2 separate regions of the Mus musculus genome follow, and region 1 is linked to region 2. A link is a loop called in an ENCODE intact Hi-C map of the cell type or tissue named here. Cell type or tissue: left cerebral cortex. All regions are shown on one strand. Each heading gives the region's core, and the rest is flanking DNA. Links, peaks and the distances in the headings are about the cores only. Region 1 overlaps Slc35f3 (solute carrier family 35, member F3). Region 2 overlaps Slc35f3 (solute carrier family 35, member F3).

Region 1 (12,005 bases), core at 1,749-9,748, 54 kb after region 2:
CCCAGTAACATATAAACACATGTGAGCTGACAAAGGTGAAGTGAAAAGCCAGACCTGGTGGTTGGCACATGTTATCCTAATACTGAGAAAGCTGAGGCAGGAGGATCTTGAGGTCAAGACCAGCCTGAGCTATGGTAAATCCATGGCCAGCCTGGATAAGTTAGTGAGAGGCTGCTTCAACATTCAAAGTGGTGGCAAGTGCTGGGGTTATGGCTAAGGATTAGGAACTTGCCTAGCATTACAAGGCCTTGGGTTTGCATTCCTGACACCACAAATAAATATGTCAGGCTGGGGATGTAGCTCAGTTAGTGAGCACTTGCCTAGCATGCGTGAAGCCCTGGGTTCTACCCCTGCTATTTCATAAACTGGATGTGGTGGCACACAGCTGTCATCCTAGACCCAGGGAGGAACAAGTAGAGACATCAGAAGTTCAAGGTCATCTTCAACTTCATAGCAAGTTTGGTGGCATCCTGGGACATATGAGACCTGTTGTTTCTGCTTCTCCATCTGTTATGGAAATATGTTCCTCAAACTCTCCATGCGGATCAGGTGCAGTCCAAGGATCTGAATCTGGAGCCCAAAAGTTTGCCATTCATAAAGTTCCCCAGGGCAGTGTTAAAGGATACAGACAGAGCCTGACCTGGAGAATCACTCCTTGTGGTCCAGTGGCCTTCGGTTAGGAAACCTAGCACACATCTTCCAGCTGTAGTCCAGAGCATTACCCAGCATCCCACCTGCCTGCCCCCGAATGGTTGCCAGGGATCCAACTGTGGAAGACCCAGCTAACACCCCTTCTCTTCTTCAGGGGAGGAGCGCCCCCGGGAGCCCCCGGGCCCTGCAGAGGCCCAGGCGCCAGCTGGGACAGAGGCTGGTGGGAGGACAAGCCGGCACAACTGGACATGTTCTCAGGAGCGGCTCAAGAAGGTCTTCTGGGGTGTGGCTGTCGTGTTCTGCGTGTGCGCCTCCTGGGCCGGCTCCACGCAGCTCGCCAGGCTGACTTTCAAGACCTTCGACGCACCGTTCACCCTGACGTGGTTTGCCACCAACTGGAACTTTCTGTTCTTCCCATTGTACTACGCAGGACATGTGTGCAAATCCACAGAGAAGCAGTCTATGAAACAGAGATACAGGTAGGGACTCCTAGACCGCCGATCACTCACCTGGGGGCCGTTCCCCAAGTGCCAGGCAGCTGAGTTGACCCTGGAGGTCAGCGCTGGTGGGCTGTGGGAGGGATCAAGGGTGAGACACCACAATATGCACAAAAATGCACCTGCTCTGTCCTGAAGTCAAGGTCAGAATTCTCTCTGCCTTTGATGATAAAGCCTCCAGTCTTCACCTCCACCCCTCCCCACAGCAGCCCATTTCTATGCAATAGGGAACAGGCAACATCTTCTAGAAATGGCCACTGTAGGTCTCAGAGGCATAGAAATGGAAGCAGAACCCTCACTCTGGCAAGGGGAGTGGAGTCATGCTGAGGTCAAGGGCAGAAGTGCTGGGAACCAGGTGTTCACGGTGTCCTCCCTTGTGTGAATGACAGAATGACAACAAGGCAGGGTGCATACTTAATGAATCATATCATCTCCCACGAAATGATGACCCAAACCTCACCGTGCAGCACCTTCCCTGAGACCTTCCCGAGAGCCACTGGTGTGACCCACAGGGTTTCATAATATCACGTCCTTAGTTGCTCTGTGTCCAACATAGGCTGTGTCCAAGGACCGAGTTAATCTGTCTTGCCTGAAACACCCAAGAAAGACTGTTGGCTGGGATGACACCATTGACCACAGAAAACTGCTTGTCATCAGTCCCTGAGGTTGAACAAAAGCTACACGTCATAGCTATTCCTTTGCGTTCTCACCACCTTCCTCCAACCATACCCACCCATCCATTACACATCCCCCTTAAGGTTGTTGTCCTAGGTGGTGCCTCTGTTGCTGTGATAAAACACTGACCGAAAACAACCTAGCGAGAGAAAGGAAACAATGTATTTGTCTTAAGTGTCTTTAGCACACTCCGTTCTTGCTAAAATCCGGGCAGAAGCTCAAGGCAGGAACCTGGAGGCAGGAGCTGTTGCAGAGGCCATGGAGGGTGCTGCTTACTGGCTTGCTCTTCATGGCTTGCTCAGCTTGCTTTCTTACAGCACCCAGGACCACCAGCCCATGGGATAGCACAGCCTACTGTCTGAAGTTGCCACAGATAAAGAACATCACTGGGACCAGGGAGAAAAGAAGTTGGACAATGATGGCAGCCTTACAGGAACCAGATTTTATCTGAGGAATATGCCTTTGTGTCCTCACACAGTTAGAGCTGGGATCCTTTAAAAATCTACCTGTAACACAGGACACAAATTTGAGAGGAGGGGGATCTGATGGTATTTGCACAGAGCTCCATGGCCAGCCTCCTGTAGGGACAAGAACCCAGAGGCCATAGAGTCTTCTTCCATGCTGACTTAAGGCAACAGCTCCTGAGCCAGCCAGAAATGGCTGGGGAGATACTTAATGCAGCAAGTACTTCTGAACAGCAGCCAAGACAGGAAGCAAATAGATTTAGGAACTGTGAGTGGGGCCCAAGAAATCCCCACAGGCAAGAAGGAAATAATGTCCTGAGTCATGGAGAAAAGCAGACACCCAGGAAAGGATGCATTTGATAGTTAAGTGGTCCTGAGTGTATCAGCCTGTAATTAGGAGACAAGACAAATGTTCCCTCCGGTTCCCATCAACCATGCACACACACAGAGAGTCCCTGAGCCTCAAAGGTAGCACAGCACTGTCCTAAACACAGGCAGTGGGGACAGTCCACCTGGGGACAAGGATGACTGCTGACAGGGACAGCCTAGCACACCTTAAACTGTTGGGCTGAAAAACACACACGTGGTGTCCAACTTAAGGTGGTGGCAAGGTCAGAGTAAGCAAGATGAAAGACTACATGGAAAGATTAGTCATATAGAGAAAAGCACCAATGCCTGGGTTCCAGTCTACTGGCTTCCTGTACAAACATCCAGGGAAGGTCTAGAAGGGCTGGAGAGATGGCTCAGCAGGCAAAGGCATTTATTTGCCCTAAGCCTGACAACCAGAGTTCTATTTCCAGGACTCATGTGGTGGAGAGAGGCACTGACCCCCTAGGAGTTGTCCTCTGATCTCCACCTGTATGGCATGATATGCACGCACAAGCCCCACCTCACCCTATGCGGCCTTCACACACAATAAAGAAAATGGAGACATGGGTGTCTTTGTTAGGGTTTTACTGCTGTGAACAGACACCATGACCAAAGCAAGTCTTATAAAGGACAACATTTAATTGGGACTGGCTTACAGGTTCAGAGGTTCAGTCCATTATCATCAGGTGGGAGCATGGCAGCATCCAGGCAGGCATGGTGCAGGAGGAGCTGAGAGTTCTATGCCTTCATTTGAAGGCTGCTAGCAGAATACTGCCTTCCAGGCAGCTAGGGGTAGGGTCACAGTGACAGGCCTACTCCAACAAGGCCATACCCCCTAATAGTGCCACTCCCTGGGCCAATCATATGCAAACCACCACAGTGGGTAAGTGGCTAAAGGTGCTTGCTGCTCTTACAGAGGACTGGAGTTTGGTTCCCAGCCCCTGCTCTGGGCAGCTCACAACTGCCTGTAACTTCAGATCCAGTGAATGCAGAGAGTCCTCTTTTGACCTCTGTGGGTACCAGCACACACATGTGCACACAAACACACACACATAGATACAAACATATATATATATATATATATATATATAACTTAAAAGTTATTTAAAAAAAAAAGAATTCAGCTCACTGCCAAGTTGTCTGAGAACAATGGGGAAGAGGGGGAGACTGGAAGACAAAGCCAATTTATGCCTTGCCCAATTTCTAGTTTGAAGATTATCCCTACTTCTAAATGTGGTCTTTTCTTAGCATGGGTTGTAGAAGTTCTGTGGCTAGATGGAGATGCTCAAGGCATCCAGAGAAGCATGAACGCACTGCAGGGGTGAAGAAGGGCTCTCCCTCCATAGCCAGAAGAGTCTGAGGAAGTCACCGCTGTCACGCACAGATGGGGGAGGATTTTAAACAGTCTAGGATGCACAAAGTGGAAAAGAACTAAAGTCACATCTTTCATCTTTGTGCTTTAATCAAAATTGATGCTAGAGGAAGCTTTAGCTGACACCGAGATGGGTGTCTTGGCAGAGAGCATTAGCAGAGAACCAAGGGAACAGTAGCCAAGCAGAGACCTGTGGCCTCGAGAAAAAAGCTGGATAGTGAAGCAGCTCCTCTGGGGATTCCAGGGAACACAAAACTGCTCACTCCTGAGCAAAAGCTGGGGGGATGGGGAGCCACTAAAGAGAAGCAGGTATGTAGCACCTAGCGTTGAGCAGAGAGCTAAGTCACTGGGTCCTTGTGACAGTGGGTCTGGGTGGACTGAAAGTTGCTGTCCTAAGCCGTGTTTAGGAAGCCATCTGCTGCTAGCCTGTGGCTGCATGGTGAGTGTCAAAGCCCTGGGGTTGCCTAGTCTCAGCTTCCAGCTTTCTAAAATGCTCCTGATCCAGGGCTGGGAGGTGGCTCAGCCGGTAACTGGGCCCATGTAAAAGCAAGGTAGCTATGGAAACCCACATGCAACCCCAGTATTCTAGAGGCAGACATGGGGAATCCCTAGAGCAAGTTGGCAAGCACGGGCCTCAGTGAGAGACCATGCCTGAGCATGTGAAATTATAAGACAGAGGAAGACACCCCAGTGTTTACCTCTGGTTTCCATATACACACTCAGACTCATGTATACCCCCATGTAAATGCTACTGGGCCTGACTTAAATAGAGGGTTCAGGAGTTACTTGGCCACATGGAACAGATGAGTACTTCAATATCTGAGCTCTGATTCTGCTCCACGTGCAAGGGAAGGCTCCCTGGATGTGTTACACTCTCAGAGCTTGGCTGTTAATAAACGGATGCTTACACATGCCAGAGCCCTGCTGTCTGCAGCTCAGTGCATGGACTTAAGGAAAGAGATTCTACTGAGGGCTCCAGCAAATGAGGTAGCCTGTGCCTTGTGTACTATGGGAGAGCAGGACACCATAGCACCATGAGGGTGTTCATTTTGGAGAAATGAGTTCCCAGCCCTAGAGGTTTCAGACATTATTATGCTAGAGCATTGGCCAGGTATCTCACACTCAGCGATAGGCATCAGGAAATAGAAGTGGGCAAGTCTCAGCCCCACTGACTTGGGATTTCTGCTCTTGCCTTGGGTTTCCCAGTGAACCCTCTCTATCCCCAGGTGACATGTGCTCCAGCTGAGGGTTCTCTGCTTCTCACTGACAGCTGGGATGTCCCAACAGATAGTCACAGGCTGCATGGAGGAAGCAGCATGGCCAGAACTCAGGGAAGACTTTGTAGCCATACCCAATTAAATACTCAGATTGATCCTGGCACTGGCAGTGTTTCTTGCTACCCATGCCCCCAGTGTTCTGGGTTCCTAAATGAAACACACACACACACAGGGGCAGGAGACTTTATATTTTGACGTGCCTAAAATAGCTCAATGATTGGGCCACTTCCTAACCTCCACCTGGCTAATCCACCTCTCTCCAATATCCCTGAGTTATTACTTATTAAATTCTATATATCATCATTGCTGCCCTGAACCTGGTCAGGCAGCCCTCTTCAGGACCACTCTCTGTCCTAAATGGTGGCTCTCCTCTCCTCCCAGCATGGCGGATCTTTGTCCTCTCCTTTCTCTCTGTCCCCAGCCCAGGAATCCTAAAAGTCCTGGCTCTGTCTGCCCTGCCCAGCCGTTGGCTGTGGGCATCTTAATTTGCCAATCAGAGCCAACTGGGGGCAGGGTCTCTCAATGTTGTAAAACATGCAGACATGCAAACAGTTTTGGGGTCCCAAATTACCATAATATAAGCAGCATTAGACCAAACCCACTACAAGTCTTCAGTCAATGGGCAACTGAAAGGTGCTGGTGACCACAATCCCAGGCAGCTGTGCCCTGGGTAGGTGCCACTGTGGGATGGAAGGCTGAGACATTGCTGAGGGGAATGTGAGGAGATGCCCTACCAGCCCCTCTGACCCTGGAACAGGAAGATGGTATCTCAGACCCAGGAGTATCAGCAGAATCCAAAATGGAACAGATGGAGCCTTTGCAGCCCTGTCAGGGGGTGTTCCAGAAACTCCTAGCCATAGTGACCTGCTTTCAAAAGCAAACACAGCCAAGGCCTCCTTATGGGGAAAGAGGGAAGAGATAGAGAGGTGGTAGCAGCTCCCCTTAGCTTTTGTAGTCCTGGATTTCCAAATGCTGACTGTTTGTCTTCCTCGGGCATAGAACAGCACTCAGAGACAAGGGCCATCTCAGATCCTGTGTCTTCAACCTGCAAGGGCTGAGATTCACCTCCCTACACAGATTGTTGTAGGAGTGTTGTCAAACTTGCAGAGGCAAATTTCCGGTCTGCAACTAGATATTAGGTGGTCCAGTCTGGAAATGGTTCTTGTGTATCAAGGAGAGACACTGAGAAGCTGTGATCAGAGAGACTCTCTTCTCAGAGCTCAAAGTCTATGGAGGGAGCAAGAGAGGAGGTGCATGGGGGTGGGGAGCAGGAAGAAGAGGCTCAGGGGTGCATGGCCCGGCGCACAGGGGAGAAGCCAAGAGGCAGTGAGGCTGGACAGATGGTTTCTGGATGCTGAGGGAGGTATGGAACGTTGTAAACAGATGGAGAGCCCGGATCCTGGGAAGCAGAGGTGTGTGGGTGAGAGCAGATCCCAGGGAGCCCCTGCTCTGTGCAGAAGAGGTTCAGAGCTGGCGTGACTCCCAGAGCTACCGCAGTGACAACCAGGTTGCAGGTTTTAAAACCACTCCTGGAGAGTGTGATGGAGGCGGGCTGCAGGCCAGGTTAGCTCAGCAAACACCTCCTTAATGTCTGCCTCTCCGGGACATGTGGGCAGATGTGGATGAAACAGATGTTTCCCTCCCTCTAAAGACCTCATAGAGGGGGAACAAAGCCCACAGAGAACCAGAATGGAGCATGAGGGGGGTGGGGGCAGATGTCACCTGAGGCAGACAAGGGCTTGTATTGTGGCTGCTAGGACAGGCAGAGTGGGTCTTAGAGCAAGGGCAGACTGGGGCTCTGTCCTTTGCATGTATGCATGAGCGTGTCTGTGTGTGTGAGGGTGCATGTGGACACATGTGTGGAGGCTAGAGGTCAACCTCAGGCCTCAGGCCTCAGATGCATCAACTTTGCCTTTGCGCTTTGGGATGGAGTTCTTCATGGGCCTGGGACTCATTGATTAGGTTAGGCTGCTATCCAGAAGCCCCAGGGAATCTGTCTGTCTCTACTATCATTCTTGTGGGTTCTTGTAGGTCCCCATGCTTAAGCACTTACTTATTTGTTTTATATATACAAACACACTGTTGCTGTCTTCAGACACACCAGAAGAGCACATCAAATCCCATTACAGGTGGTTGTGAGCCACCATGTGATTGTTGGGAATTGAACTCAGGACCTCTGGAAGAGCAGTCAGTGCTCTTAACCACTGAGCCATCTCCCCAGCACACTCCCCCACCCCCACCCCCACCTCACACCCTGCCCCAGGGCTTAAGTCTTCAGAACAGGAACTTCAAGGTTTTGAGAAGAAGACTGATAGCATCGGAGCCATTGTTGGAAGGAGGATTCCTGGAGCCACTTATGTAACCATTAGCTGCATATGCTGGAGTTTCACACTGGAGGTGGGATGAGTGTCCGGTGTCTCTCTGGTGGGGGAGGGGCGTGTGCTCAATTCCTGAATGACAGCAAATGAGAGGGATGTAAACCTAGAGCCAGGGCTCCTGCTGGGAATGTTGGAATGCTCAGCTTCCTTTTCAGACTCAGAAGGAAAAAAAAAAATCCCTTGTGTTGGTGAAAATCATTTCTATATCCGGGTTTGCTGATGCTGAGCTGCAGCGTGGTGAAGATAAGTGTTCTTCCCAGGTAGTCTCAGAGCAGGGTTTCCAGGCACTGTGGTGAATACTAAGGTGTAGCAGGACAGCAGGAGTCAGCACTGCCCTTCACCTCCTGTGTCCTGTGCTGTACCCATGCTGAGCGATGGCTTCCCTCCCCTCCCCTTGCTCACTCTGAGCCCCAGGCCCACACAGTCCATCATTCCCAAAAGCAGTTCATTATCAACTGCTCCTAGAAACAGAGGAGCAAGGCACTCCATACCAGGAGGATCTGCAAGCTCCCAGTCTGAGGGGAGCACACACCTGAGGGGAGCTCCCACCTCCTCCTGGCTCCATCTTTCTCTGTAGCACTAGGCGCCAAGTGAGGGAGTGAGAGAGTGCTTCCCTTACTCTTTTGTTGTAGAAATTACTTAAAGCCAGGCCTGAGGTTTCTACCCCACCTTAGCTATTTAAGTTCCCAGATGAAAGACACACACAACCTTTATATTTATAATAAGCCTTAAACAGTACAAAAGCTAGTCAGCTACCGACCCTCTATGCTGTTAGAATCTACTTCTTATTGATAACCCCGAGCTATTACTTACTGTGTTTTAACTGTGCTGCTCTTAACTCCAATCGAGCAAACCTCAGGGCCATGTTCTCTTGACTCCCAACCCATGGAGGCGTCTCCTTCCCCCTCTCCTCACCTTCTTCCTCTTCATGGTTCCTCTCCAACCCACCCTACCTATGTCCCTTCTGCCTAGCTATTGGCTGTTGGCATCTTTATTTACCAATCAGAAATAACTTGGGGGCAGGGTCACTTAGCATGCTACATGTGGACTCTGTCTGTGAGATAACCAGATAACACACTTAGCATTACAATAGATAGCAATAGACCAAATCTCAATGCTCATTTATTTCCTTCAGGAAGGCAAACTCCACGAGAGTGTAAGGGTTGAAAATTGCTGAAGGAAACCCCAGACTCAGATATCATGCCAAAACAAACAGTATTTATTCTGCAGAAACATATAGCATGCTAAGGTCACCATCTTTTCAGAATGGCAATGAAGACAAAGACATTCGAGCCCCTTTGTAACAGAACTACTTAATTGCTTCTGAGATAGCAAAAGACTTCTAAAACTTAGGGCGCATTCCAAGAGGTTACAAAAACCATTAACCAAAGGTCATAACCACAGGTGCAAAAACAGGAGATAGATATTGACTGGGTTTATCTATAAAAAACTTCAAGAAGAGGTCTTTAACTTTCCATGAACCTGTAAGCTAGTAACAAATGATGAATGTTTAACCAGATAATTACTCCTAGTGGATATGCATGTAGACGCTCTCTGTGATAAAACTCTTATTCAATGTATAACCTGAATTTAGGTGCAAACTCATAGTGAGCTTTTTACCCTGTGAATACACACTCTGAAAGTGCTGGGAACAAAGGGCAGAGGCAGGCTTCCCTCCCCTTTTCCTCCCCAAGACTTTAACCCAGAGCCACACAAATCTTGCAGAAGCAGAACAAAAGACTTCTTTACCTCGACTCCTACTGTTCTCACCATAAGGTGCTAAACCAGAGAATGCAGCCTCCTGCTCCAGAGCAACTCAGCAGCAGATCAGCTGCAGAAGCAGAGTACTTTATACCAGGATAGATAGCAAACAGTCAATGGCCTAGTACCTGAGTGGAGACAAAATGAACTCTTCAAGGTTTGGTGAATCAAGTCACAAACTTCAGTGTGTTGGTGTTGCTTGTTTTCATAACTGGTTTGGACACGATTTGGAAACCGCAATTTGTGATCTGGGTCCTTTCTGTAGCCTTGTAGTTGACAATGAAAATTACAAAGGAGCATTCTCAAATCCAGAGACCATTTTAACCGAAGCAAAATGCCACTCCTATTAATGTATACACACATGTGCACATAGCCAACTGAGGATCAGTGGCTCTGTGTCTGGAAACAAAGCTGTGCAGCGGGTTCCCTGTGTCAGAAAAGAAGGAAGTGACCCAGAGTGGCTGCATGGGTATCTGTTTTAGGGTGGTGCTTAAACTGTTCAAGGATTTATTTTATAAAAACAAGACAGAAGGACTGGAGAGATGGCTCAGAGGTCAAGAACACTGATTTTCCAGAAGACCTGGGTCCAGTTCCAAGCACCCTCATGTCAGCTAACAACTATCTGTAACTCTTGTTTCAAGGAATCCAATGCCCTCTTCTGGCCTCTGTGGACACTCCACACACCTAGTATGCAGACATAAATATAAGAAGGACACTTACACACATAAAATAAAAATAGAAAACCTTCAAAACAAAAGGTGAGAGATGGTCCACATGCCCTGTCAACCCCCAGGCAGATACAACATCACACTACTGTTTTAGCACCCTGAGTGCCGTCCAGCATCTGCCCCCATCCACACCTCTCTGTAAACAGCTCTGAGTTCACACTGCAATATGGCATAGGGAAGTACTCCAGACAGTTTCTGGCTGTGAGTTCCTGAAGCATTTCTTAGCTTCACTGGGACAAATCAGAGCTGAGGAACCAGCTCCTGGTCTCTCCTGCTCTCCCTCAACCAGCTGATCTGTTTTCTAGCATCTCAGTTAATCCTTGAACAGGTAACAGGGATTGGCTTATACTTCAACAGTTTTTAACATTGTGCTTTCAAATCCTATATGTATTGTCCACTGAGCTGTTGCCTCAGTTGCTTGAGTTTTGTCAAAAGGTCAGCCCCAGGTCAGCCCTAGAACCTCTGTCTGTGTGAAGGTGTGTGCTTGGAAGAATGAAAGTGTTTATGTGACTGCTATGCTGCACTAGAGGAGTTACATCTGGAGGCAGGGAGTATGCCAAGATATCCCTGGCTAAAGTAGAGCCTTATTAATGTTTTAGCATAAGTATTAAGATCTCTGAACATTTTCAAGGTCAGTCTAGCAGGTTTGAAGCAAGGAAAACTAGCTTTGGGGGATGGGAGTAAAATCCCCAGCATGCATGTAGAAAGCTGAGTGTTGTGGGCACTCTCAATCCCAGTGCTGGGAAGGCAGAGACAGGCAGCAGGTACCTGGGGCACTAACCAGCCAGCCTAGCTTTCCTGTTGAGTTGGTCCAGGTCAGTGAGGAAGTCTGTCACAGAACAAAACACACCACAGGCACACGTACACACTCTCACTCTCTCTCTCTCTCTCTCTCTCTCACACACACACACACACACACACACACACACACATATATATATATATATGTATATATATATATATATATATATATATGTCACAAACATACATACACACACCATACTTACACACATGGGCACATACACACACATATATACACCATAAGCGCACATACACACACACACCACAAATGTACATACACACACAGCACACCACACACCTACATGTACACACACACAGCTAGGTCCCAAGAGGAGGGAACCCTTACTCCCATGGGTTTTGATGACTTATCAGCACCATATACCAAATAATGAGGAAGATTCCTGTGTATGGCATATAAAAGATACAAAGACTCATAGTCCATAACCGAGAGGCCGAGGTCCTGCCCAACGTTACCTGCTAATGTTGAAGAATTTTTCAACATTCTGTTATGTTTAGTCAAGATGGTGAACCAACTGATAGGCAAACTGAAACTTAAAGTCTCAATTTAGCATAAAAGAGTCTACCCAGAGACTTAGAACAATCAGAAAGGGACTTGCAGAAACCTCTGATCCAGTTTGTTCCTGTTATCAAAAATATCATCAATGTGTTCAAAGAGAAAGTGCCAGGGCCCCTTGTTCCCCAACAGCCCTAGTCTTCTCCATAAATACATCTAAGAAAGAGGTGGTCAAAAGCAGTCTTTCCTCATAGGCAGGAACCTGGGGACAGTGCCTGGGCAGTGCAGAACAACACACATGGGGCATGTTCTGAACACTGTGTATTAAGGAGCAAGAACATAGGCTTGCCATAGGATAGGTCAGAATGGAAATCAGCTGCTTTCATTTGCTATGGAAGCACAGTTGTGATGGTTTGTATGTGCTTGGCCCAGGGAGTGGCTCTATTAGGAGGTGTGGCCTTGTCGAAGTAGGTGTGTCACTGTGGGCATGAGCTTTTATACCCTCATCCTAGCTGACT
Region 2 (12,005 bases), core at 2,486-10,485:
GACTATGTATAAACTGGAGGGGTTGGGTGGAGGGCAGCCTGAGTCTTCCTTTCCCCCAGAAGCAGCTGAGATGGGAGGCAGCAAAGATCTGCCTTAAACACTGAGAACAGGAGGGAGTGAGAGCTGTTGAGTGGGCTGTGGAGGTGCCTCTTCTAGCAAGGCAGAAGTTGCCTGCCCCCTTTCCCCCCCTCCTCTTTCTCCTCCCCTCCCCTTTCATCTTGTTCTTCACCTCCTTCCCCTCTTGCCTCATTTCTCTTTTCCCTTTCTCCCCTCTCTCTCCTCCACACCCCCTTCCTCTGTCTAACTATCTGCTTATCAAAATGAATTGCTGATGAAGGGAATTTGAATGAGATGCATAAGCAGAATGAAAACTCTCTCTCTCTCTCTCTCTCTCTCTCTCTCTCTCTCTCTCTCTCTCTTCAGAGAAAGATATTATTTTTACAAGATTCCTTTTTGTAAAAGCTGCTTATCGCATCTTTCTTATAATTGGCTTCTTTGCTGAAAAAGATGCTTTCGACTTTTTCCTCTCTTATATCCATACCTGGAGAGGGGGTGGGGGGAGGAGGAGGAAGAGGAGGAGAAGAGAGGGGGAAACAGAGACAGAGAAAGGAGGAGAAGGAGGAGGAAGTCCCAGAAGAGAGCTCCTTCTCCCAGGGCTCTGGGGAAGTCTTCAGTAGCACACAACTTATGCTTGCTTCAGTGAAAGCCCTGGTACCAACCCATGCCACACACAAGCTTCATACCACCAGTAGGCCCAGTTAGTCCTCACCCCAGGCTTTTGGCTTTTATTAGCAAGCAAAACCACCCTCTTGTGTAGTCCTTTGCTCACCAACCTTAATATTTGAGAGTTCAGAGGAATCTGATTTACCTCAAAGGGGCAGATGTCTGCCTTCAAATGCTGCTCAAACATGAGACAGAGTATCTGTACTTCTACCATCAGGGCGTGGTCTCATGTAAACACACTATACCAAAGCAACTGTCAGCTCACCCATGAGAGTAACGATGGCAAAGTCCCCAGCTCTGTGGCACTCCCCTATAAAAATTACAGGAGTTTAGAGGAGACAGCAAGTCCTCCCAACCAGTAGAGGAAAGGAGAATGATTGACAGGGAAATAAAAGTCAACTGTTGTCAAGTATTTGATAACCGTTCAACAAGAATATGAATGGCCTTTATAATCTACCCAAATGCAGGAAATATCACCCAGGGATTTCACATCAAAATAGAAAAGACACAAATCACATAATCCTCATGGGAAAGCATGGTGGTGAGAGAGGTGGGGTAAGTGCTTCCATGAGCCTTCCCAAAGAACCTTCTAGAAAATAAGCTTCAGGCAAACAAATGACCAGAAGGACACTGACACTGCTGTTGAGGATCATGGTGGCTTGAAGGGAAGACTTTGCAACCCTTTTCCCTAACAGCGCTAACACAATCCCACTACCTCACCCCAGTCAAAACTGCGATGGTCAAGCAAGCAAAACCAACAGTTGCTAGAAAGGGTGCATGGAAGGAGACCCCCATACCTCCTTGTGGGATATAAACTAATCCAGTCACCAAGGAAAGCTCTAAAAACCCTGGAATAGAATTACAAGATCCAGTCAAGTCATTCCTGGGGCTATATCTATCTCCAAAGGCATCAAAGCTGGCGGACCACAGAGATTTCTGCATACTCACATTTATTACAGTGACGTTTACCATATTGAAGTCATGGAATCAGCCTAGATACCCATCAATGGTAGGAGGGATAAAGAATGAGGTGCACGCACACACATAATATACATAATGGAATACTATTACGTCATAAAGATCAAAATCTTGTTTCCCAGAAAATAGATGGTACTGGAGATCATCCTATTAAATTAAACAGACATGTGGGGTTTGATGGGGGTGGTAAAGGGCTCCAAACAGGACTGTTGGGGCTGAGAGTGCAGAGGCGGCTAGGAAAAGACAATGGGTCTTGATCAAGGTTAAAGTTAAGAGAATACAGCATGATGCCTGACTATTTCCCAGAATCCTAATCGCCAGGATTAAATGACGGAGGAAATCCACTAGGGGGCGAAATAAGCAAGCGGCCACCAAAGCGTGGACTCAAGGTTTCCCAGTTTCCTCTGTTTCACTTGTGGCAGCCTTATCTGACCGAGAAAAGACTTTCTGCTTATTCTATGATTAAGGGTCTTCTCTAGACACATCTTTCTCTAAATGTTCCCGTCCTTCTAAGTAAGAAGTAGCACTCAACACCTGCAACCACAGCGCTTCCGTGGAGGCTGAGTCAGGACAACGAGTGTAAGGCCAGTCTGAGCTTCTAATGAAAACTTGTCTCAAAACCGAAACAAAATAAACAGTAGCAAACAGTATCTATCTTCATTTTGTATCTTAAGTAAGTGTTCCTGGGGCTGGCGGGATGGTCCAGTGGGTGAAAACATGTACTGCCGAGCCTGGAACCTGAGTTCCTTTATACGCACACTTTGTAAGAAGAGAACACCCGAAAGCTGTCCTCTAACTGCTAAGTGTGCCTCCATGTGTACACACACGTAAATAAAGAAGTGTAGTTTTTAAAAAATTAGGTTTATTAAACATCAGTTTCCTTTCTTCTCATTGCTGGGGACCTGGGATGCCAAACCCACAAGATAGCCCAGATGCTCACTCCAGGAGCTTATGATGAAGCAGCTTGAACAGTATCAGGTGGGCAAGGTCTCTTTGCCAGATGCTCAGAGACCTAGCCTGACCCTGATAACATGGAGCCAAACTGTGAAAGAAAAAAGAAAGACATACATACACGTTGTAAGTGATAGTCCAGCCAGTCACACCCAGATCTATTAAAAGCACAATGTACAGAGGATCATGAATCTAGGTGCACAGGGGTTGTTTGCTATTAGCAAATCTGTTCACCCGTTAACAAACCCACAGCTCTCCTGGTTATCTTAGATAGGCTGAGGGGCAGAGGCTTTGCCTGGTGTGCTCCAGGCCCTGGGTTTGAGCCACTGCTCCCAATCATTACAAGATCAAAACTTTACTGACATGCTGGAGATATATCTGTTTTGGTTAGTGTTTTACTGCTGTGAACAGACACCATGACCAAGGTAAGTCTTATAAAAAACAACATTTAATTGGGGCTGGCTTACAGGTTCAGAGGTTCAGTCCATTATCATCAAGGTGGGAGCATGGCAGTATCCAGGCAGGCATGGCACAGGAGGAGCTGAGAGTTCTATGTCTTCATCCAAAGGCTGCTAGTGGAAGATTGACTTCCAGGCAACTAGGGTGAGGATCTTATACCCACACCCACAGTAACACACCCATTCCAACCAGGTCACACCTATTCCAACAAGGCCACACCTTCAGATGGTGCCACTCCCTGGTCCAAGGATATACAAACCATCACAGTATCTCAGGGAGAGTGCCTGCTTCCAATGTGCAGTGACCTGATCCAATATCCACACTACCAAAAATAAGTAAATGAAATGCTTTCAGCCTGGCATGGTGGGACATACCTATAATCCAGCACTCAGAGAGTTGGCCTGGGGTATATAGCAAGATCCTATTCTAAAAAACAATTAAAAAGAAGGAGGAGGAGGAGGAGAAGGAAAAGAAGGGGAAGAAGGAGAAGGAGAAATAAGGAGAAGGAGGAGGAGGGGGGAGAAGAAGGAGGAGGAGGAGGAAGAAGAAGAGGAGAAGGAGGAGAGAAGGAGGAGGAGGAGGAGAGAAGGAGAAGGAGAAGGAGAAGGAGAAGAAGAAGAAGAAGAAGAAGAAGAAGAAGAAGAAGAAGAAGAAGAAGAAGAAGAGAAGAAGAAGAGAAGAAGAAGAAGAAGAAGAAGAAGAAGAAGAAGAAGAAGAAGAAGAAGAAGAAGAAGAAGAAGAAGAAGAAGAAGAAAAGAAGAGGAAGAGGAAGAGGAAGAGGAAGAGGAAGAGGAAGAGGAGGAAGAAGAAGAGAAGAAGAGAAGAAGAGGGCATGCCCCAGCAGATACATCACTGGGCCTCTACATGACCTTGGCATTAAACCCATCATCTGGATTCAGTGAGAGCCACCCAAGCTCTTCAGAGCCATGTGCTATCCATGCTGGGCTGAAACCTTTGGAAGATGGTGCCTAGCTACTAGAAATGAATCTCAGTGGGAAGGGGCCTTGAAGTTTATAGTCCCTTCTTCCTGTCCCCTCCATGCTTCCTGATCCACTGAGACATGGGCAAGCAGCTGCTCTATGCTCCCCTGCCATGGACCCACACTACCTTCTCCTAAGGGCTCCTCTGCTGCCTCAGTCTCTAGCAATCTTTTTCTTTTCTCTGCTCAGTGCCCTGGGGCAGGGGAGGAGGAGGCAGGGGGAGGGGTGGGGGCAGAGTGGAGTTGGGGTGGGAATGGGGTGGGGGTTGGAGTGGGGATTTCGGGGGTGTGTGATTACTGAGAAGCTATGCCAGCTTTCTCCTCCCCCCCCCCCCATTACAAGAGTAGAAGCAAATATGTCTCGTAAAACCGTGTACTAATGCAAGCATAGTAGGGGCTGCAGAGGATCTGCACGCCACAGACATTTATAGGAGTCTTTCCTGTTCTGCCTCCTCCCCTTGTTCTAAGAAGCAGCTGAAAAGGACCCGCTCTTCCTTGTAGCTTTTCTGAGCTTAGTAACCACAGTGGTGGCCTCTCTGCCCACGGGTTTTAAGTGATACTTTGAAACGTTACATTTCAAGGCTTCTTGGTTGCTGTTGAACAGCTGGCAGGATGAACTATGATCCCCTCGTCTGAATAAGCTCTGGATAGGGAGGTTTGTGTAGAAGCAAGCATCACAGGAGTGTGACTGATGCTTTTCTCAAGGGCAGCTCTCTTTAGCCTTCATGGAGAAACTAAGAAAAATATCTTCCTGGCACTCAGCAAATAGATGCTATGACTTGGGGGCAAGGGGGGGGGGCTGCTATTCTGTTTTGCAATAATAAATAAAAAGTAATGATGTATTTCTGAAAAGTATCCTGATAAATAAAAACAATGAAAAGTTCCACATCCACCACGTCACCTGTAAACACAAATTTCCAAGCTCCTAACCAATGTGCCAAGCATCACAGTGGTGGTGTCGTAGCGCAAAACTCAGGCTTTCTCCATCACAGTGTGAGTGTGAGTTTCTGCTCAGCTTATCTCTGTGATCCCCCCCCATCAGCTGTTATGATTTGGGTATAAATGACCCCTACATATTCATCCCCAGATGGTGTTGTGCCATTGGGGAGTTGTAGAACCTTTAGGACATGAGGCCCAGTGAGATAAGAGCTGGAAAGATGGCTCAGTCAGTAAAGTTCTTACGTGGCAATAATGAGGATCTGAGTTTGATCACCAGAGACCACATTTAAAAGTATATATACATATATATGTCTGTATGTCTGTATATATGTGTGTGTATATGCATACATGTATATATTTATAAATATACACTTATAAACATGTTTATATTTATATGATTTATATATACTATATAAAATTTATGCATATAAATATGTTATATTATATATTCTATATTATTTTATATATTATATATAATTTATATGAGTATACTTTACATATGTGTATATGTGTACTCATATACATACATATATGTGTACATATGGCAGCTGGTCAATGGTGGCCCACACCTTTAATCCCAGCATTCAAGAAGCAGAGGCAGGCAGATCTTTGTGATCGAGGCCAGCCTAGTCTATAGAGTGAGTTCCAGGGTAGTCAGAGCTATGCAGAGAAACCCTGCCTCAAAAAAAACAAAAAAACAAAAAAACAAAACAAAGCAAAACAAAAGCACAGCTGGGTGTCCTGCGTGCATTCTAATCCCAGCACTGAGGATGCAGAGGCAGACAGTCCCTACAAGGGTTGTCACTGGCCAGCAAGACTAAACTACTTAGTGAGTCCCAGAACCAGTGAGAGACCCTGTCTCAAAACAAACAAACAAACAAACAAACAAACAAGGTAGGCAGAGCCTGAAGAATGATAGCTAGGGCTGTCCTCTGAGTCTATGGGCATGCACACATGCGCTTGCATACTGGTATGCATTCACACAACAGACACACACATGCACACACAGACACACGTAAAACAGTTACAGAATAGCCACCTTTGTAGTATACAGGGAAGCCATCTCAAGTCCTACCCCAGCAAGAAGAAGGTTTAATATGAAAAGGTCAGGCATATGAAAAAGTTGTTACTTCCTGCCCACTGCAGTTTGAGAAGGACACACGGACACTGTCACACAGATGGAAAAGCTGAGGCATGATGAAGATGATCTGCGTACGGTTCTCCAAAGTGGCTGTCCTGCTGTCCAGCCCAAGTCTGCCTCTTCTTCATCTGAGCATCTGGCATAGATAGGACTCTGTCCATTGGACCCAACAGAGGCTAGGCTTGGTCTAGATCATTGCTTGCCAGCTCTTTCTCTGGACTTTGCTTCTTGGAGGTCAAGAGCCTCTGAAGTGTCTTGCTGTGCTCCCCCATAGCAGTATGATGTCATGGTGCTGGGATGCTCTCTGAATTTAGGATCAGAGTGTGACCTTTAGACAACCTCCAAAGGTCTATGATGGTCTGGGATGCTCCCCCAAAGGTTCATGTCCCTGGAAGCATCTAGATCCCTGCTGAACAGTTATGTCACCCACCAGAGTCCTGCAGCTGCAGTTCCCTCTTGACCACAGAGCTGTTCTTCTTCGGCATCAATAATGATCAGGAGGAAGAGGAGGTGCAGAGCCGTGTTCAGATCACCCGCCACGTGACCTTGCCACTCTGGCATCACACGGCAGCAAACCTCTCTGAGGAGCCATCCCAAGCTGGGAAGGACAAGATGGCTTGCCAGAGAGTCACCATTATTTACAACAGTGACCATTAATGGGTCTTGGCATAAAGACCTCAGTGTCTGTGACTCTGCTGACCATCTGCCAGAAAACTGAAGGCTCTGTTCACCATACCCTACCGTCCCAGTGGCAGGAGGGACTCCAGTCTAGGAAGAGGCATGTGGGTCTCAAGAGATAACCATGAAGCATGAAGTCACCCCCAGGGTATCTCTGAAGCTAGAGAGAAAGGTGACTGAGACTCTTAGCTCTGCATGCTGCAGTGACTTGAGAAACTAACTTTCTTCTCCTCTAAGCCAATGGGCTTGTCACACATGAGAAGTATGTCTCTCACCTCCCTTGTGGCTCAGGAGGAAGGGTTTGTGGATAGCACATGTGGTATCCAGGACCTGATATCTGATACCCTGAGTACATGGAATTGTACTGTGAAGACATTGGGACTTGCATGGAATCTGTTCATGGAATTTTTAGCAACCAGTCCAGGGAGAAAAGAGGCAGGGCCAGGGACTGTAGACAGCCAACAGCATGAGCTAAGACTCCTCCACAGAGCTGGCACCAAAGACCTAGACTCTGCACCTCATCTCTGGGCTCCAGATCTGAGCATCTGGCAGCAGTCTGGCTAGGGTGGGAAAGATGTCTGTTCCAGACTGTCCTCCTCAGCTAGAACTGGTGTAGACTAAGGACCGATCCCTGGGTGGGAAGCCTCCTCTATCAAGCAAGGCTGAGCCATGTAGTTCCTTACCATGTCTATAGCTTAGAGCGCACTAGTCAGGGGTCTGCAGAGAGACATGCCCAATAGGCTGTTTTGAGGAATGCGTGGTGGGACTGCTTTATGTGATGACAGAGGCCAAGAGCTCCCCACCTCTGCTGTCTGTTAGCAGGGGAACCAGGAAAGCTAACTGTGTAGTTTCTAGTCCAAGTCCAAAGACACCAGAACCAGGAGAAGATTGGTGTCACAACTTAGAGTAACTTCCCCCTCCTCTACCTGTCCTGTCCAGGGTCCTTAAAATCTGAATGGTCACCATCCACACTGGACTGTGTTCAGCTTTAAATGCTGATCTTTCCAGAAACACCCTCACAGACACACTGGAAAACGAGGTGTCACCAGCAATCTGTGTGACCCTGAGCTCGGGTAAGCTTATGCAAATCAACCTCCACAGTGTGGGAGCTACAGTGGCAAAGTCAGAAATGTGTGTCTTCATTCCAGGGACTCCTTCTGGTCTGGAACAATGTGAGTTGGCGGAGAGCCCTAACAGCCTGGTATAGACAGTGATCCAACTGTGACCTCAGCTTCTATGCCACAGCCCCTGGGCTCTTGTATGCGATGTATCACAGCAAGGGACATTGCTGTCTGCCTAGGAACTTTTCTGTGTCTCTGGGGTTCTTGTCTGTGGCTCCCTAGATGAATGTTCTGCTGAGGAACGCCTTGCCTGTCATAGGGGCATCCTGAACCACATGACACACAGCCCTGTGCCCATCCCATGGGGAGCTGAGACTCAACAGCTGATGAATTTTCCCTGGGTGGATGGATACCAAAAAGGGGAATTATGTTGTTCCCAGCTGGACACATTAAACCTTTGTAGATCTATTCCAGTCCCACTCCCCAAGCTTCCTACCCCATGGCAGATGGAAAGACCTTAAAGGACAGTCATCCAAGGAGCCACTTGCACTAGGTACATTCTGGGGGTCTTATGTGAGTTACTATTCATTTAATCTTTGTTGTAGACTTAGGACAAAGCATGTGGCCTGTCCCCATCACAGAGGGACTGCTGGGTACCTGAGAGACTCAGCCAGCCACTTGCTAATAGGGTGAGGAACCTGGCCCTGAGCTTAATAGAGAAGATGCCCAAAGCAAAGTTGCTCTACTGCACCTTATAACCTCCAGTAAGTAGCTGGCGCAAAGGAGGGATTCCCTGACCTCAATACATGCTTTGCCTTATGTTCTTAGAGGCTACTTGGTGGCCATGCTACCTGCTGACAGAGGCAGCCTGAGAGATGGCGTGCCACTCCAACCTAAGACAAATTCCCAGGATTCACTGCTTCTAGACACAGAAATGCATTCTCTCTCTCCCTCCCCCTCTCTCTCCCCCTCCCCTTTCTTTCTTTGTGTGTGTGTGTGTGTGTGTGTGTGTGTCCTCCTCCTGCTATACACTGCAACTCTGACCTTGTCCTAGCTCCTAATTTCCCCCAAATTCAAATTCATAGGTTCAAGATCTGTAGCTGCTTGTGGTGTTAATAATGACAATCAACCTCACAGGATCTAGAATCACCTAAGAGGCAAACTTCTGGGCATGCCTGTGAGAACATTTCCAGATTAGGCTAGCAGAGATAGGAAGACCTACCTGAATGTGTGTGTGTGTGGGGGGGGGGTGCCATTTTGTGGACTGAGGTTCCAAACTGAATAAATAACAGAGGGTGAGCTGAGCACCAGAATCCATCTCTCTCTGCTTCCTGATGGAGGATGCCATGTGACCAGCTGCCTCCCACTCCTGTCACCATGTCTTCCTGCCACAATGAACTCAACACTTAAACCATGAGCCCAAATCAGCCCTTTCTCCCCTAAGTTGCTTTCATTGTGCATTCTCTCTCTCTCTCTCTCTCTCTCTCTCTCTCTCCCTCACACACACACACACACACACACACACACACACACACACACAAAGAGAAGCAGGCAGGCAGGAAGACACACACACACAGAGGCAGATACCATACACACACACACACAAGCAGATAACATACACACACACATACACACAGAGGCAGATACCATACACACACACACAAGCAGATAACATACACACACACATACACACACTCACTCACACATGGGCAGACATGTACATATATGGAGTGAGAAACACTTCACTCTCGAAACAATGGAAGAGAGGACCAAGCCACCTAACCCAGCCTTCAGGCATGGTCACAGACAGCGCACACACATATAGCCCAGTGAGAAAATGGCTCTCCTCCTGAGTCACCCTGGCACAGTCCTCCTGTGGGCAGTCAGCCTCTCAGGACCTTGGCAAGCCAAGTGGCCTTGCTGGGGGAAGCCAAGAGTACAATTAAGAAATTTAATTTGCAAACTCAGTTAGCTCACTTAGAAGATTCTGCACATCTTGTAACAAACAAACCTGAGACTGGGCCCCTCACTCCACCTTTCTTTCCAGTCGACCTTAGCCAAGAGTCTCAAGAGCCTGGAGAAGTCCCTGAGAGGTGTTTCTGGACGTAGTCAGACCATGCTGCAACAGAGGTAATAGTGTGAACTGGGTCAGCCCTTCAGGGAACCCAAAGGACATTCTAGAGGCACAAGGCTCCAGCACTGGCTTCTTTCCTCTGAGAAGAGCCTAGACCAGAGAGGTTTTCTCAGCTGCCTTGGGGACTCCAGAAGGAAGGCGTTTTGAGAATTATATGAAGACAAGACATGTGTTACGATATGTTGATCTGAGAGGAGGCTACCCATCTTTAATGTATGTGTGTGAGTGTGTGTGTGTGTATGGTGTATGTGTCTGCCCTTGTGTATATGTGTATGTGTTATATGTGTATGTCTGCCCCCATGTGTGTGTGTGTGTGTATGGTGTATGTATGTGTCTGCCTGTGTGTGAGTATGTGTGTGTGTGTGTGTGTGTGTGTGTGTGTGTGTGGTATATGTGTATGTCTGCTGTATGTGAGTGTGTGTGTATGTGTGTGTATGTATGGTGTATTGTATGTCTGCCTCTGTGTGTATGTGTGTGTATGGTATATGTGTATGTCTGTGCATGTGTGAATGTGTGTGTGTGTATGGTGTATGTGTGTGTCTGCCTCCTTGTGTATGTGTGTGTCTGTGTGTGTGTGTGTGTGTGTGTGTGTGTGTATGGTGAGGAGAGGTTCTGTGTAATTTGATTGCACAGTTCTCAACTGTGAACTTGGCAGATGGCAGTGTCTATTGCAATGTTGAAAGGTTAGACGTGTTTGGGTGAGGATTACGGCCTCTGCTTTGTCCTAACATGCTGGAGGACACAATGCTTTGCAGCCACCAAGGTCTTGGGTGCCAAGAACACGGGCATTTAGCAATCTGTGTCTTTAATATCACAACCCAGTATCTCATGAGATTGGCTGCTCTTCTCCAAACACCAAGCCAGAGGGCAGTTAGTAAACCTGAGTGTTGGTATCTATGGAAGCTGGGTTCAGCCCCCTTCGACACTCCTCTCAGATGGCAGCATGCATATATGTCACCTTCAGAGTCCACCATGAATGGACATTTCAGGGCTAGACCTTCAGGGATGCTGGCTGGCAGCAGGGCTGGCCGAGAAAGCTGAGCTTTGATTACACTCTGATTTGTTTTCTGGACGGGGTAAAGTAGCTGGTGCATCAAACTCACCGTGAGAAACCAAACCTGACGTCAGAGGGGTCATCAACACTGAGATCAAGCCCACTTTTATTCATAGAATGCACAGCATGGATGTTTCTGTTTCCCAGGGGCACAGGAACCAATTGCTATTCACCGCATTGCTTAAAACAATACAAGCCGTGGCTGGCGAGCTGGCTCAGCGGGTAAAGGTGTTTGCTGATAGAACTGACTACCTGAGTTCACTCCTGGGACCCACATGGTATAAAGAACCAACTCCCACAAGTTGTCCTCAGACCTCCACACATGCAGCACAGTACGATGTATATAACAAGGTGGTGGCTGTAACTAAAATTCCCCATGAGAGGGGCCTCTTGCTTCTTCCTGCTTCCCGTGACTCCTAGTTTTCCTTGGCATGACACAGCATGAAACCCAGGAAGATAGCACCTAAGTAAAAGCCTTGCCTGCTTCCGCCTGAGGCCAAGCTTTTGTCCAATGGAGGGATGAATGAAAGAATGCACACAGGCTCTGAAAAGACTCACATGGTTTTCCTCTTGCAAATCCTACAGTGGCTAACATCATGAATGGCAGATTCCTGCTGCCTCTAGCTGCTGTGTTCCTGTTGGGTTTGTTTGTTTATTGTTGTTGTTGTTTTTTAAAGCTTCCCTGCAGTGTTCAGTGTAGACCACAGCAAAGATCCCAGCCCTGCCCTAGACACTTGTTCTCAGGGGGATTTGGAGGCCAGTGTGTGCTGCCCTTCCTTGCCCCAGCCTTGACATCACTCAAGGGTATCCTGGAAGGTCTAGGCAGGGTCCTTGCAAATGGGCCAGCTTCTCTTCTCTGTCTTACTCCATCACTAAGATGTTAGATCTCCACTGAATGAAAGCTCTGC

What was found. Hi-C counts contacts between places; a loop is a spot of excess contacts. Peaks named below come from ENCODE experiments on the same cell type or tissue, not always from the same donor. Only the 100,000 strongest peaks of a DNase experiment are listed, where the experiment ranks them.
Region 1: a loop joins it to region 2, with 5 times the contacts of the local background. A loop is called at or near these places in 2 of 42 quality-filtered maps.

The regions. Positions count from the first base shown.
Region 1 is chr8:126,320,194-126,332,198 of GRCm38, forward strand. It overlaps Slc35f3 (solute carrier family 35, member F3), which reads left to right. Exons shown (of 8, transcript NM_001363500.1): 3 at 806-1,130. Among named protein-coding and RNA genes, the nearest start is that of Gm31165, 35 kb to the left of the region's middle. In left cerebral cortex, for the core only: no CTCF peak of the experiment used is centred there; DNase peaks (open chromatin) are centred at 2,549, 6,205 and 6,748; H3K27ac peaks cover 1,202 bases.
Region 2 is chr8:126,265,273-126,277,277 of GRCm38, forward strand. The region is part of intron 2 of Slc35f3 (solute carrier family 35, member F3); the gene reads left to right. Among named protein-coding and RNA genes, the nearest start is that of Gm31165, 20 kb to the right of the region's middle. In left cerebral cortex, for the core only: no CTCF peak of the experiment used is centred there; DNase peaks (open chromatin) are centred at 7,357 and 7,974; H3K27ac peaks cover 900 bases.